2 separate regions of the Mus musculus genome follow, and region 2 is linked to region 1. A link is a loop called in an ENCODE intact Hi-C map of the cell type or tissue named here. Cell type or tissue: heart. All regions are shown on one strand. Links, peaks and the distances in the headings refer to the core of each region. The heading gives the core; the rest is flanking DNA.

Region 1 (6,699 bases), core at 1,781-4,280:
ACAAAAGAGCCTAATGACTACTCCAGATATGACCTATAGCTGATAAACACACTCAGCAAGCTAGCAGTGCATAGTTAGTTTCTTTTGCTGTGATAAAGCACCATGACCAAAGCAGCTCAGGGAAGGAAGGGCTTACTTAATCTTACAGCAGGGAAGTTGGGGCAGGAACTCAGGCAGAGCACTGGGCGTAAAACTGATACAGAGACCATGGAGGGGTGCTGCCTACTGGGCTACTCTTTCTGGTTGCTTAATCTGCTTCCCCACAAAACTTAGGACCATATGCCCAAGGTTAGCTCACCCATACCCATGGGCTAGGCCCACTCACATTAATCACCAATAAAGAAAATTCCCTATAGACAATATGGATGGAGGTATTTTCTCAGTTGAGGTTCCTCCTCCAGATAATTCTAACTTTTGTGAAGTTGACAAAAACAAAAACACAAGGAAGATGTAAATCAAACACACAAAACTCAGTAGCCTTTCTACATACACACAACAAGCGTATTTAGAAATAATCAGAAAATAACAGCAAATTCACAACAGATTCAAAGATATATTGGTATAAATCTCGTAATAAAAGCAAAAGACTTGCACAATGAAAACTTTAAGAATATGAAAAATTGACAGAGCTCTCATTGTTCATGGATTGGTAGGGTTAATATTATAAAAATGGCCATTCTACCAGATGCAATTCATAGTTCCCTATTAGAAACATTCATGCCTTTTATGTCTTTGCATTCTAGCTTGTAAGAGCCCATTCGTCTATCCTGGATCTCCAGTTCTTGTCCTGGCTGGACCCGCTCTCCTGATGTACCCACGCGAGGCCTTGCCAGCAGCATTGGAGTGCGTTGAGTTCTAACATTTACACTGATTCCTTCATAGAGGTTCCATATTTATCACTTGTTTATGATTCTGGGTATCAATTTCTTTTTCTACAAGGGCCCTAACGTATCATTGATAACTATTATAAATATTCTATCTGTTGATTATAAAGTCTGCCTCATGCTTGTGACTGTGCTGATATTAACATTGCTGTTTGAGATATATTTGTCTCAAATGTCTCATTATGAGGTAAAAAAAATCAGACAAGCATTTTGAATAGCAGCAACTCTGGACAGGATATCTATAGTATATAGTAGTATATAGTATATAGTAATCTATAGTATGGGGCTTTATGTCAAGTTGCCTAGGAGATAGTCTTTATTCCCTGTTTTCTCTGGCTGTATGTGCCATGGTCTTCATGTATCATTTTGTGCACATTTATTCATCCCATTCTTGCCTTTAGGATGTTCTGGGTGCTTTCTAACTAAATTGGAAGATGCTCACTTTTTAAAAAGGGTCTTCACTTACCAAATTAGAAACATAAAGATGTGACGCTGACGGTTGATCCATTGTTATGGATGTGTCTGAGAACATTTACACAGAAATAGAAAGTGATGTGACTGTGAGAAGTATCTGCTCATAGACTAGGACCCAGTGGGGTAAAAGTGCAAGAAGAGATCACTGAGACAAGCATTCTCTTTCTCTCCTCTCTCTCTGTCTCTCTGTCGCTCTGTCTCTGTTTCTCTCTCTCTCTCTCTCTCTCTCTCTCTCTCTCTCTCTCCCCCTCCCTTTCTCCCCCCTTCTCCCTACCTCTCTCCTCCTTCTCCCTCTCCCACTTTCTGTTACCCATTGCTCCGAGACTGCTCTCTCAAACTCTCTACCTTGATTTCCTACCTCACCATTACCCTGAAGCAACAAAGCTAGCCAACCCTGAACTGAAACTTCTGAAAACATGACCAGTATGCATCTCTTACCCTTTAACCTGCTTCCTTGGGTATTTGTTACAGTGGTAAAAATCTGACACGTTCAGAATAGTAAGCTAATAGAAAAAAGCAAAATTTTGCCAATATGTTTTTGAATCTAATTGCAATGAAAAAAATTCTTAGATATGCCCATATAGTAAAAGTATCTAGGAAGAAATAGAAAACTTTAATATGTCTATGCCTCTTCAATATCCTGAAACTATTATGGAAGTTTCCTGGTGAGTCAGAATTCTGGGTCAAATGGCTTCATTGTTAAATTGTCTTAAATTTTTACAAAGCCAGCAACCAATTCTAAACCAATTCCTCTGAGAATACTAAAATGATAACTGTGAAGAGAGTCCTCAAAATGGATGCATACACTATTTTTCCAGATTAAAGAAAACACTATCGTATGAATGAAAGTTTCCTTAAACAGTAGGTGACATTGCTGTCCAGTGTGATGATAAGAGTCATAATAAATTAAAGCTTGGGGGATAGAAGACAAAGAATAAGAAAGTTCTCACTGAAGGGAGAGACAATTGTTCTCTCTCCCAACATCAGGATTTACTGGAAAGCAGTGTGTGGTCATTAGACAGTATAGGAATAGAGGATATTGAACCAAGCAGAGTCCAGGCAAACTGATCTAAAACTAAAGTTCTGTTGTGCCAAACATTTGCAGGCATACATTCAGTATGGTGTCCTAGGCACACACAGCTGCTGAATCAGGAGACACATCAACATGGAGATGGCCTCACTGATATAGCAGGGGCAGAGTGTATTCTCCATTCTTCAGGGAGTTAGACTTTGCAAGGCCTCGGTGCCACGAAGAGCATCCTTCTCGGTGACATCACAGGGACAAATTTGCCTCTTCTGAAGTGAGGTCTTGAGAGCGTCCTACACCTCGGCTGGCTGCTCCTCATCTATGGCAAGATCATCCCCTTCCTGTCTTCTCATGATCATCTCCATCAATGATTCCCTAGTGTAGAGGAATGCCAGTGTGGGGGAGGTGGGAGTGGGTGAGTGAGAGGGGGAGCATCCTCATAGAAGCAGGGGGAGGGGGGAAGGGGGTTCTGGAGGGGAAACCAGGAAAGGGAATGACATTTGAAATGTAAATACATAAAATAATTAATAAAAACGGAAAAAATAAAATAAAATATTAAAAAAATCAGTTGTTTGTTTCTTAAAGACAAGAAAGGAGAAGAGGGACATTGGAACTAGTTGGGAAGAGTAAGGAGACAGTGAAAGTAGGAAAAGGAAATGAGAGTGAGTAGCCAGTTGTATATGACCTAATATATTATATATAATATACATTATATATAATTATGTGTAAGTATAATATTTTATATACATATATAACAATCCATACATATATAAAATATAATTATATATAATATGCTCAATATGCATAGTTATATAATATATAATTTAATATATACTATATAGTATATATAATGTATTAGGTCACATATGTATATAATATATGAAAATGTCATAATGAAACTAATCAGATAATTAGTATGTAAAAATAAAAGCTAGAAAAAAATCATGTTTTTATGAAGAAAATGTGAATTCTCTTTGTTTTATTGCTTTAAATTCGGTCTTTCATGCAGGACCTTTCTCTCACCTTCCCAGGCACATTAAGAAGACAATTAAGTTCAAGAGAGAAACACCGCCTGAGCCCCATTATACCCAAGAGTTTTCCTCTTCACCACAGAGTAAAGGATCATTTAACTTTTCTGATTATTTCAGTGGGCTAGCTGAGAGATTTATAAACTGACAGTGGGATTTCTTATAGACATTCCAGATAACGAGGTGAACAACATTGTGTTTAGCGTGGGAGGGGCCCGGCCCCTGAAATGTTGTTTACCAAATCGCCAGCTGGATCTTATCACCGGCAAACAGATTTACTTTTCACACACATTATTTTTCAGAGGCATCTGAAATTCAATGTGGGTGCTGAACCTTCAAATATGTTTGACGGAGTTTGTCTGCTGGAAAACTAAATAGCATTGAACTTGAAATGTACTTCCCCCCGACTATCTAAATCAGACTTTCAGCAGGACACAGCTAGGATGAAGTGGCTTCTCGCCTTCCATTTTCAGTCTCAGAGTGAGGCAGGAGGAAGCCCCGCTGACCTTGCTGCGGCAGCCTCCAGCCGCTCTGTGGCCAGCCTCTTTGTAAGGGTGAATTGTTGGTTTTATAATAGCTGCCTATCCAGTGTTGCTGAAGTAGTTTGAAGAATGGGAATGTGTAATTTTACAAGGCCCCTAAGATGCCTGATTTCTACCTATTAAAACTATAAAATTTCGAAAACGCTGGCCAAAACACATCATCAAAAGCCTATTTCCTAACTGGTAGTTGAGGCGGTCTCACTCCCTCCCCTTCCTCTTTCCTACACACTGTTCCCCCCTTCTTATCCTCTTTGTTTCCTCTCTGTTCTCCTCTTCCTTTAGATCTTTTCAGATACAGTTTCTTGAGAATACTTCTTTCCTATAAACTGTGAGGTTCAGTAAACCTCGTCTTCCTTCGTCTCAACTTATTTTCTTATTTTACTTCTGGATTTTTTTTTCTTTTACACATTGGATACTTAGGAGTACCTTGCCTAATTTCTCTTTATTTATGCATTTGTTTTTAAAATTTTACTTATTTATTCACTTTACATCCCAATATCAGTGCCCCTCTCCTCCCACTATCCCCTCATGAAGCCTTTCTCCCATTTCACCCTCCTCCCACTATCTACCCTATTCCACCACTCCCATCCCCTCACCTCCGACCCCCTCACTCCCCTTCCCCAACTCCACCTTTGGCATATCCTCTCCCACTAAAGCCAAACAAGGCAGCCCAGTTAGGGGAATAGGATATACAGGCAGGCAGGCAGGCAGGCAGGCAGGCAGGCAGGCAGGCAGGCAGGCAGGCAGGCAGGCAGGCAGGCAGGCAACAGATTTAGGGACTTCCCCTGCTCCAGTTGTTGGGGGACCCACAAGAAGACCAAGCTGCACATCTGTTGCATATGTGCAGGAAGCCTAAGTCCAGCCTGTGCTTCCTCTTTGGTTGTCAGTTGGTTCAGTGTCTGGGAGCCCCTAAGGGTCCAGGTTAGTTGATTCTGTTGGTCTTTCTGTGGACTCCCTGTCCTCTTTGGGTACCTTAATTCCCCCAGCCCCCAAATTCTTCATAAGCCTCCCCAAGCTCCATCTCATGTTTGGCTGTGACTCTCTGCATCTCCCTGCATTGGCTGCTGGGTGGAGCCTCTCAGAGGACAGTTATGTTAGACTTCTGTAGGCAGGGACAGCCCCTGTTCCACTTGTTGGGAGACCCAAGTGAAGACCAAGCTGTGCATTTGCTACATATGTGCAGGGGGCCTGGATCCAGCCTGTGCTCACTCATTGGTTGGTGTCTCAGTCTCTGGGGGCTCCCAAGGGTTAGTTATTTCTGTTGGTCTTTCTGTGGAGTCCCTATACTCTTTGGGTTCCTCAATTCTTCCCTTAACTCTTCCATAAGACTCCCCAAGCTCCATCAAGGCTAGTCCTCACTTTATGTTCTATTAAATTTAGTGTATCTGGTTTGATGTTGGGGGTCTTTGATCCATTTAGACTTGAATTTTGTGCAGGGTGATTAATAAGGATCTGTTTGCATTCTTTTACATATAGGCATCCTGTTAAGACCAGAACCATTTGTTGAAGGTGCTCTCCCCTTTCCATTGTGTGGTTTTGACTTCTTTGTCAAAAAAGAATCAAGTGTCCGTAGATTGTGGGTTTATTTTTGGGTCTTCAATTCTATTTCATTGATCAACCTGTCTGTTTCTATACCAATATCATTCAGTTTTTATTACTATTGCTCTGTAGTACAGCTTGAAGTCAGAGGTGATAATATCTCCAGAGATTCTGTTATTGTTCAGGATTGTTTTAACTATCCTGTTTTTTTGTTTTTCCATATGAAGTTGTGAATTGCTCTTTCAAGTTCTGTAAAGAATTATGTTGGAATTTTGATGGAAATTGCATTGACTCTATAGATTGCTTCTGGTAAGATGGCCATTTTCACTATATTAATTCTACAGTCCATGAGCATGGACAATCTTTCCATCTTCTGATATCTTCCTTGATTTCTTCATTCTTGATTTGAAGTTCTTATCACACAGATCTTTTACTTGCTTGGTTAGAGTTACACCAAGATATTTTATATTATTTCTAGCTATTTTGAAGGGTACTGTCTTCCTAACTTCTTTCTCAATCCATTTATCATTTGTATAATGGAGGGCTAATGACTTCTTTGTCTTAATTTTGTATCCACTAACTTTGCTGAAGGTGTTTATAAGCTTTAGGAATTCTCCAGTAGAATTTTTGGGATCACTTATGTATACTATCATATTATCTGTGAATAGTGATACATTGACTTCTTCCTTTTCATCTCCTATCTCCTTGGTCTCTTTTAGTTGTCTTATTGCTCTAGCTAGAACTTCAAGTACTATACTGAAGAGATAGAGAGTGGACATCCTGGCTTGTTTTGTCCCTGACTTTAGTGGGATTTCTTTAAGTTTCTCTCCATTAATTTGATGTTAGCTACTGACTTGCTGTATATTGCCTTTATTATGTTTAGGTATACATCTTGCATTCCCGATCTCTTTAAGATTTTTAACATGAAGTGGTGTTGCAGGTTGTCAAAGGCCTTTTCAGCATCTAGTGAGATGATCATGTGTTATTTTCTTTCAGTTTGTTTAGATGGTGGATTGATGGATTTTCATATACTGAACCACCTCTGCATCCCTGGGATGAAGTCTATTTGATAATGGTGGATGACATCTTTGATATGTTCTTGAATTTGGTTTGCAAGTATTTTATTGGGTATTTTTGCATCAATTTCATGAGGGAAATTGGTTTGAAATTCTATTTCTTTATTGAGTCTTTATGTGGTTTAGATA
Region 2 (6,699 bases), core at 2,129-4,628, 640 kb after region 1:
CATTGTTCAAAAATAAAGCATTTTTTTGCAACCAATTCTTGCTATGAAACAATATGCACACAAAATGTATTTCTTAAATTCCACAAAGTCCTCCAACCTGAGGCAAAATGATAATGTCTAAAAGTGGCCAGGAGGCCACAAAGTGATCGTTCAAACCTGCTTTTTTTTTCCTTTTTCTTTTTTTGTCCATTTCAGTTCAAAATACTAAAACATTTAATCACTAAAGCATTAAAAAGAATTTACACTCTATTTATTTTCATCAGCTTACCTCTTCAGAAATATAGAGACCCCCAAATGTGCAGACAGCAGCAGCTATAAACATTACATGGCAAATCACACTATGTCAGCTTATATGAAAACGTACAAAATGTGAATGTATCCAAAACTAGTCTGCAGGTACTCTCTCGAGAGCACACAAAACCATTATGAAGTCTTGTAGCATAACACTGTTCCGACAGAAATAAATATATAACACTTTCTGGTAAGTTACAGCAGCAAGAAACAAGAGGCATCCTTTTTAAGCATGAGTCACCACTAGAGCAGCTGTTCAGACCTGAATTCCTCTCACAGCCTGCTTTATATTTTCCAGTAGGGCTTTATTTTCTGGACTCTGATAACGATCTTGATTTGTATACATTTCCGTCAAAGTAGTCACGTAAGCATCAAAATTTTGTTCATTGATTGGATCCTACGAGATATTAAATAGTAGTTCATATACAACTTTCATTTTCTGAATAGTATATTCACAAAAGCATAAAACAGTATCATAGCATAGAGCCACTGTTTCCATAATACTTAACAGGCCTACTCAGAGCACACTTAACGTTATGCGATCAGCCCCACCAATGTTTCTAGTGGTTAACGGTATGGTTTCAGGGTGGTGACCAAAAACAACCAAAAGCTGAAGGACCACAGACAATGACACAGACATCTACTCAGTGAGGTGGACTGCGGAGGCTCCGAGGCGCTCACCTACGCCTAGTGACTTACCATGTGAGGCAGCTGGATGTTGGCGAGGCTGTGGATCAGGGACTGGCTCAGGTTGGCCAACTCGTGCAAGAGCGACTCATTCTGCTGTTCAATGACTTTGTTCTCCTCCTCAATCGTCTTCAGGTTGCTCTCCATTGTGGTGATCTGAAATCACACATATGGGTGACATGTAACATGAGGTTGGCTGTTGGGAGCGTGCACACCGGCTGAGGGGACAAGGACAGAAGCTTTCTGCTCAAGCAGAGGCTGCACCTTGGGGACCTGAATTTGTGTCTTTGATTCTTTATATTTGAACACATGGTACTAGCTACAGCGACCATGGAGGTATTCTGACTGACTGCTTGCTCTCTCGTCATTGAAGGCTCTCGGGTCTGGATGCTCTCATTTGCCCCATCTGCCCCTGTGTCCTGTGGGGAATAATGTTAGTTCTTTAACATTGATGATGTTAATTTCTCTTTGTGGTGTTACAGTCTGCCGTGACAGGCGCTCTGGGTCCCTGCAGGTGAGTAGTAAATGTATGCAGGTAGAGCTCTGACTGGTCTCTTGGTTCAGCTTCCTTTTCCTAAGATGGTGGTTCTCACCTTCCCTAACACTGTAACCTATAATACAGTTCCTCACGTGTGGTGATCCCAATCAAGTTATCCCTGTGGCTACTTCACAGCTGTAATTTTAGTACTGTTATGAATCATCATGCAAATATCTTTGTTTCCTGATGGCCTTAGGCAACCCTGTGAAAGGCTCATTTGATCTCCAAAAGGGTCTCGACCCACAGGGTAAGACACACTGTTCTAAGAAGTCTGGGAGAGCTGGAGACTTGCGTGTGCCCCATACACTGAGCTCCTGTCTCCTGAGTGTTCCCCTGACTCTCTACTTGACTCCTTTGCTTGTTATCCTTTACCTGCACTTGGTTTAAGTTCCAGGCTCTCACCTCTCATCTACAGGCAGGGCCTATGAAGAGACACTGAGCAGGGCAGCAGTGTTAGTGGGACTTCTCCACTGAATGAACATGATTCTTTTCGTCCTACTGGGGGATCTCTTGATGCCATATGGTTTCCTCCCCTGTACATCCTGGTCAACCCTCTAGCATTTTTTCTGTCAAATTAATGTTTCCACCCGTGGTGGTTTGAGTAAGAATGGCCCCACAGGCTCCCATATTTGAAGTCACCCGAGAGTGGCACTGCTTGAGAAGGATTAGGAGGTGTGGTCTTGTTGGAGGAGGTGTGGTCTTGGAGGAGCTATATCACTGGGGGAGTGGGGGAGATAAGCTTTGAGGTTTCAGAAGCCCGTGCCAGCCCCCATCTCTCCTCTTTACTCTTTTCCTCTTAAATGAATAGTGGTTTCCAGCATTCATAGGGCTATTTCAGATAATTTCCCCCTCTAACATGCATTTCCCACTCATGTGTCTAAAGGTAGGGCTAAAGGGTCTTTCTAGCGAAAGTTACCCTGTCATTTCCAGGAGCTGTGAGGAGCATCCACCCTCCAAGAAGAATCTATAGAGCTACCCTGTTTTCAAGACAAAAAAACCCTCATGTGTCAATGCCACTAAGCATCAGTGAAGGAAACTATGGGGATTGTAGAAAACTCCAGTGCAAGTCCCAATTAGAGGACCTTGAGCTGCAAGTGTGGCCTAGAAATTTCAGTCTCCAGGTATGGAGTAACCCACCTAGTCCTAGGCCATTCAGATGGGCCCGGGCCACTTAGAAGGATACCTAGACCACTCAGAATAGTGAGTGGGACATTTAGAGGGTGTCTGGATACACAGACATAGAATTGTGGGGCTCTCTCAGTCTCACGGCCTGGCTTTCTTCCTCTCAACTATCTGACTTTCCAACTTCCAAGTGGGCCCAGAATTCATTTTCTCCTGTGAACTCAGATCTGCATGCCCAAGGCCTGTGTTAAGGCACTGTGAACCTGGAAGTCCACTCAAGCTAGGGAGCCCTGCCTTCCCTAGTTGTTTTCCTTATTTTTATAGTTTTCTTGTTCTTTAGGTAAACAAGAGCCTCTACATACACTGGCAGCAAGATTTCTGTTTTTCTAGGGTACTTAATTCCACTGAAGGTGTCAAAGCCATTGAACATAGTGTGGCCATTTTCGCAGGCATAGTGCTACAGGAAGAGTATACAGAGGGCATCTCTACCTCCACCCAGGCTTCTAAAAGCCCTGTTCCTCAGCAGTGGTCTGCAGAGAGCCTGTACCACCTCTAGAGCCAGGCTGCAGGCTGAGGACTGGGTCAGAATGTGCCTGTTTTGGGCCTTGGGGAAGAACACTGGCTCTTTACCCAGGTACCACGGGTTTGAACTCTAGGGGCCCTCAGATCCTCTGTGATCATGATCAAAGGTTATGAGGATAACCAAGATGGAGTTCTTCAAAGGGTAAGCACACTCTTGCTGAGCAAGTCTCATGTCTGCCTGTCTGACTGGCTCCATCTGCCTCCAGCCTAACTGTTTTCTAGGATGGCCTCTGTCAGGAGTTATTAAGACCAAAGACAGTTCATGGCCCAGTTTTGCGAGACATGTGAGACTCTTCTTTCAATGGCTACTGTAAACCCAAAAGGATGACATCATCCTGTGATGCATTCACAGTGTTTAACTCATGCACAGTACCGTACAGAGCTATAAGGCAGCTGCTAGAGTCTTGTGCCACTTTCACCTGGAATAGAACTGTTATGGCACAGGCTGTGGGGTCCGGACACCAGATCATTTGTTCTATGGTTGCTGGCTGCTGAGATTCAAAGCCGGTGTGGCTTCCTTCACACACACATGCAGAAGATGTACAGGATGGGGGGACATATACCAAGTATGAGGTCACTGGGGGAGCAAGACTTGGGGAAAGCTCCATAGTAATGTGCTCCTCTGCATCTACCACCACATGACACTGAAGTGGGATCGAGAGAGGCGTTTAGGGTCTACACTGAGTTACAGAGAGTTTTAGATCACAGAGAGACGAAACCACAATCTGACAAGTAGCACTGAAACACAGGAGCTGAAGAGCAGCTGCAGGGCTGACACCTGCCAACTTAGCCAAGGCAAGGCTAGAAAGGACAGGGCCAGATGGCAGGTAATCTCTCATTAGCAGTCTGCTCTGAGGCTATGATTCTCGTTAATGTTCTAGCATCTCTTTCTCTTCTCCCCCCTCAGCCAAGCTTCTCAGCCCAACTGGTGACCACAGGCGAGCAGTTCTTTTCGGCCTGTAATCTGAACTCCCCTCCTTCTGCTCCTATATTTTCTGTACTACAATGTTCCCGTATGATCACCCATGGCCTACCCACTTTCTCCTGGGCCATAGAACAACCACCCAGTGGCAGCTTACATCCATGTTACTTTCCTCCCATGCCTGTTCCATGAGTCTTGTCTCCTCTTTCTTGTTCTTTATCAGGCATATATTCACCTTCTGTCCAGGTTTCCCTTGGTCCAGGTGTGCTCAGATCATTTTCGTAGCTCTCTGCCTGAGTCACTGTGTAAGTTCTCAAAAGTCACATACAGTGGGTGAGAACTGAGTTGGACTGGATGGGACCTGTTGTATTTAACTTGGTCAATTGAGACTCAAGTTCTGGGAGTGCCCAGCTGGGCGCTCAAAATACCTTGAGCTCCAATACCTATGCTGCATTAAGTACAACTGAATTGAGGTGAAGTGTACTTTGTCTTTGGTCATTTTCCTTTCCTAGAGAGTTATCTGAGCAGTCAGGATCTTTGACCCAAGTTTGTATAGGTCCAAAGTCCTACTAAGAGTCCTTTCTGTATAAAGCTGCAAAGCACAGGAACGTTTAAGATATCCAGGCTCATAAAAGTCATCTTGGTTGTACCAAGTTGACCAGAAACACTGCTCAATTATATAACCAAATGCTAGGCTCACCTGCTCATATGGAAACAGGACGATTTGTTCCTCAAAGTGAATTCTTACAGTGGACAGTGAACTGAACATATTAGATATTTAACACCAGTGGTCTCTGATTAGAGAAGGTACCATGGTTTGGATGGGATTTGAGTGTCCCTGGGCTTCACATGCTGACAGTTAATACCAACTGTGATGTGAAGAGTGATAAGGGTGAAAACTTAGATCTAATTATTGATATTAGCAATGGAGCCTGAGTGGGTGATCAGCATTAGAAAAGGTCAGCGGCATCAAGGTGGACACAAGGAGGATGTTAGAAGCCTGGTGGTTTTATAGGAGGAAAAGAGACTAACTAACACACACACACACACACAGCCTTCTTACTGACAGAATCCCCAGATGGTATGCCCTACACTTTGTCCTTCACCATGTGATAGGACATACCATCTGGGGATTCTATCAGTAAGAAGGCTGGCCCCTGCCTTGGATCTCCAGACCCATGAGTGACAATGGACCTGCTTTCTTCACACCATGCTCTTCTATAGCACTGCATGCATCAGCAACAGAAACAGATTAATGTGCATGGCAGTGCTCAGAACGGCAGGGGAAGGAATTTTTAATTAGCAAGTATTTGAGACAGAGAAATGCTCGCATGTACTTTTCCCTTTAAGTTCTAGGCTTCACTGTCCAGTTCTCTGCCAAAGTTAAGTCTGGGCTCTTCCTGAGCACAACTCCAGTCACCTGGGTAGAACCACAGCTCTGGGCACTGGCTGTGACTTTCTCTATTCCTGGTTCCTGTGTGATCCTGACAGAAATGACTTCAGCCTTAACCTGTCTCTGGCTTGCCTCAAGTCCTCTGTTAGTGTGTAGCCCAGGAGTATGAAGTGGCCTTGTGTGCTTCACCCAGGAGCCGAGTGGACATGGCATGTCATGTGTATCCATGGTGACACTTGCCACAATAAGTGCCATAGTGACTGTCATGCAGGACCCCTCTGTTAGTTGATACTCCTGGGAGTGTCCCAAGAAGACGCGTCTCCTTCTCCTTCCCAGTTGGCCACAAACCCCTGAGAACTCACATCGAAATCCAAGATCAGCTTCCTGTCAGCCCACATGCTTGGGGCCACAGGCAACAGGCAATGCATCTCAGAAATATTAGGGCTTCCACTACTGCTATAGACGGATGCAAAATGATCCAATAACACAAGGGCCTAAACACCTTGAGAGAAAGCTCACACCTTCTACCTTTCATAGACCAGCTGATCCTATGGGAATGACTATTCACCAATGGCCTGGTTGAACACAGAAGCACACAAAGGTAGGTGGACAACCCATGGCCTCTGTGCTATAACAAATATTTCCATGCAACGATTCTGTAGAAGGGAAAGTCACCCAGTGGGGGAACAAACAGGGAGAAGTGGAAAACAAGGAAAGCACACTTCTCTGGGGCAGGAGCTGATTGCAGTCCCTCTCTAAGCAACAGCGCTTCAGTACAACCAGAACAGGGAAGAGGCTTCTTATTAAAGCCAGACTAGATGCTCCACAACAGACCCAGAGTTGGGGCTGAATTGCTAACACTAGAACTGAGGCATCATCACAGGATTAGAACTCCAGTCTGACCTTGGTATGAGATTTGAGACTATGTGAGAACTGGAATGAAAAGCTTCACACTAGAGCTAGAACTGGAGCCAGGCATGCTGCCGTAGGCCTGTAAGCTCCATGCTCTGAAAGCAGATACAGCAGGCTCACAGGAATTCTATGCCAGCTTAGGCACACAGGGATACTCCTCCATGACAGCAGGAGCAGCAACCACAGAGGAACAAGAAGCAGGGCTCCACACTGGAGCTAGAATTGCGGCTTCACAAACTGTTACCTGAGTTC

What was found. A loop is a pair of places that touch in the nucleus more often than their neighbours do. Peaks named below come from ENCODE experiments on the same cell type or tissue, not always from the same donor. Only the 100,000 strongest peaks of a DNase experiment are listed, where the experiment ranks them.
Region 2: it touches region 1 in a loop (5-fold over the local background); 4 of 42 quality-filtered maps call a loop at or near these places.

What each region holds. Positions count from the first base shown.
Region 1 is chr12:30,558,682-30,565,380 of GRCm38, reverse strand. It overlaps Gm32259 (a long non-coding RNA gene), which reads left to right. Exons shown (of 4, transcript XR_872635.1): 3 at 744-843; 4 at 2,464-2,776. Among named protein-coding and RNA genes, the nearest start is that of Gm32259, 15 kb to the left of the region's middle. In heart, for the core only: no CTCF peak of the experiment used is centred there; no DNase peak of the experiment used is centred there.
Region 2 is chr12:29,914,330-29,921,028 of GRCm38, reverse strand. Myt1l (myelin transcription factor 1-like) reads right to left here. Exons shown (of 25, transcript NM_001093775.1): 23 at 6,692-6,699; 24 at 991-1,134; 25 at 1-688. The coding sequence ends at 548. It overlaps Gm46346 (a long non-coding RNA gene), which reads left to right and starts at 5,737. Exons shown (of 2, transcript XR_003950176.1): 1 at 5,737-6,136. In heart, for the core only: no CTCF peak of the experiment used is centred there; no DNase peak of the experiment used is centred there.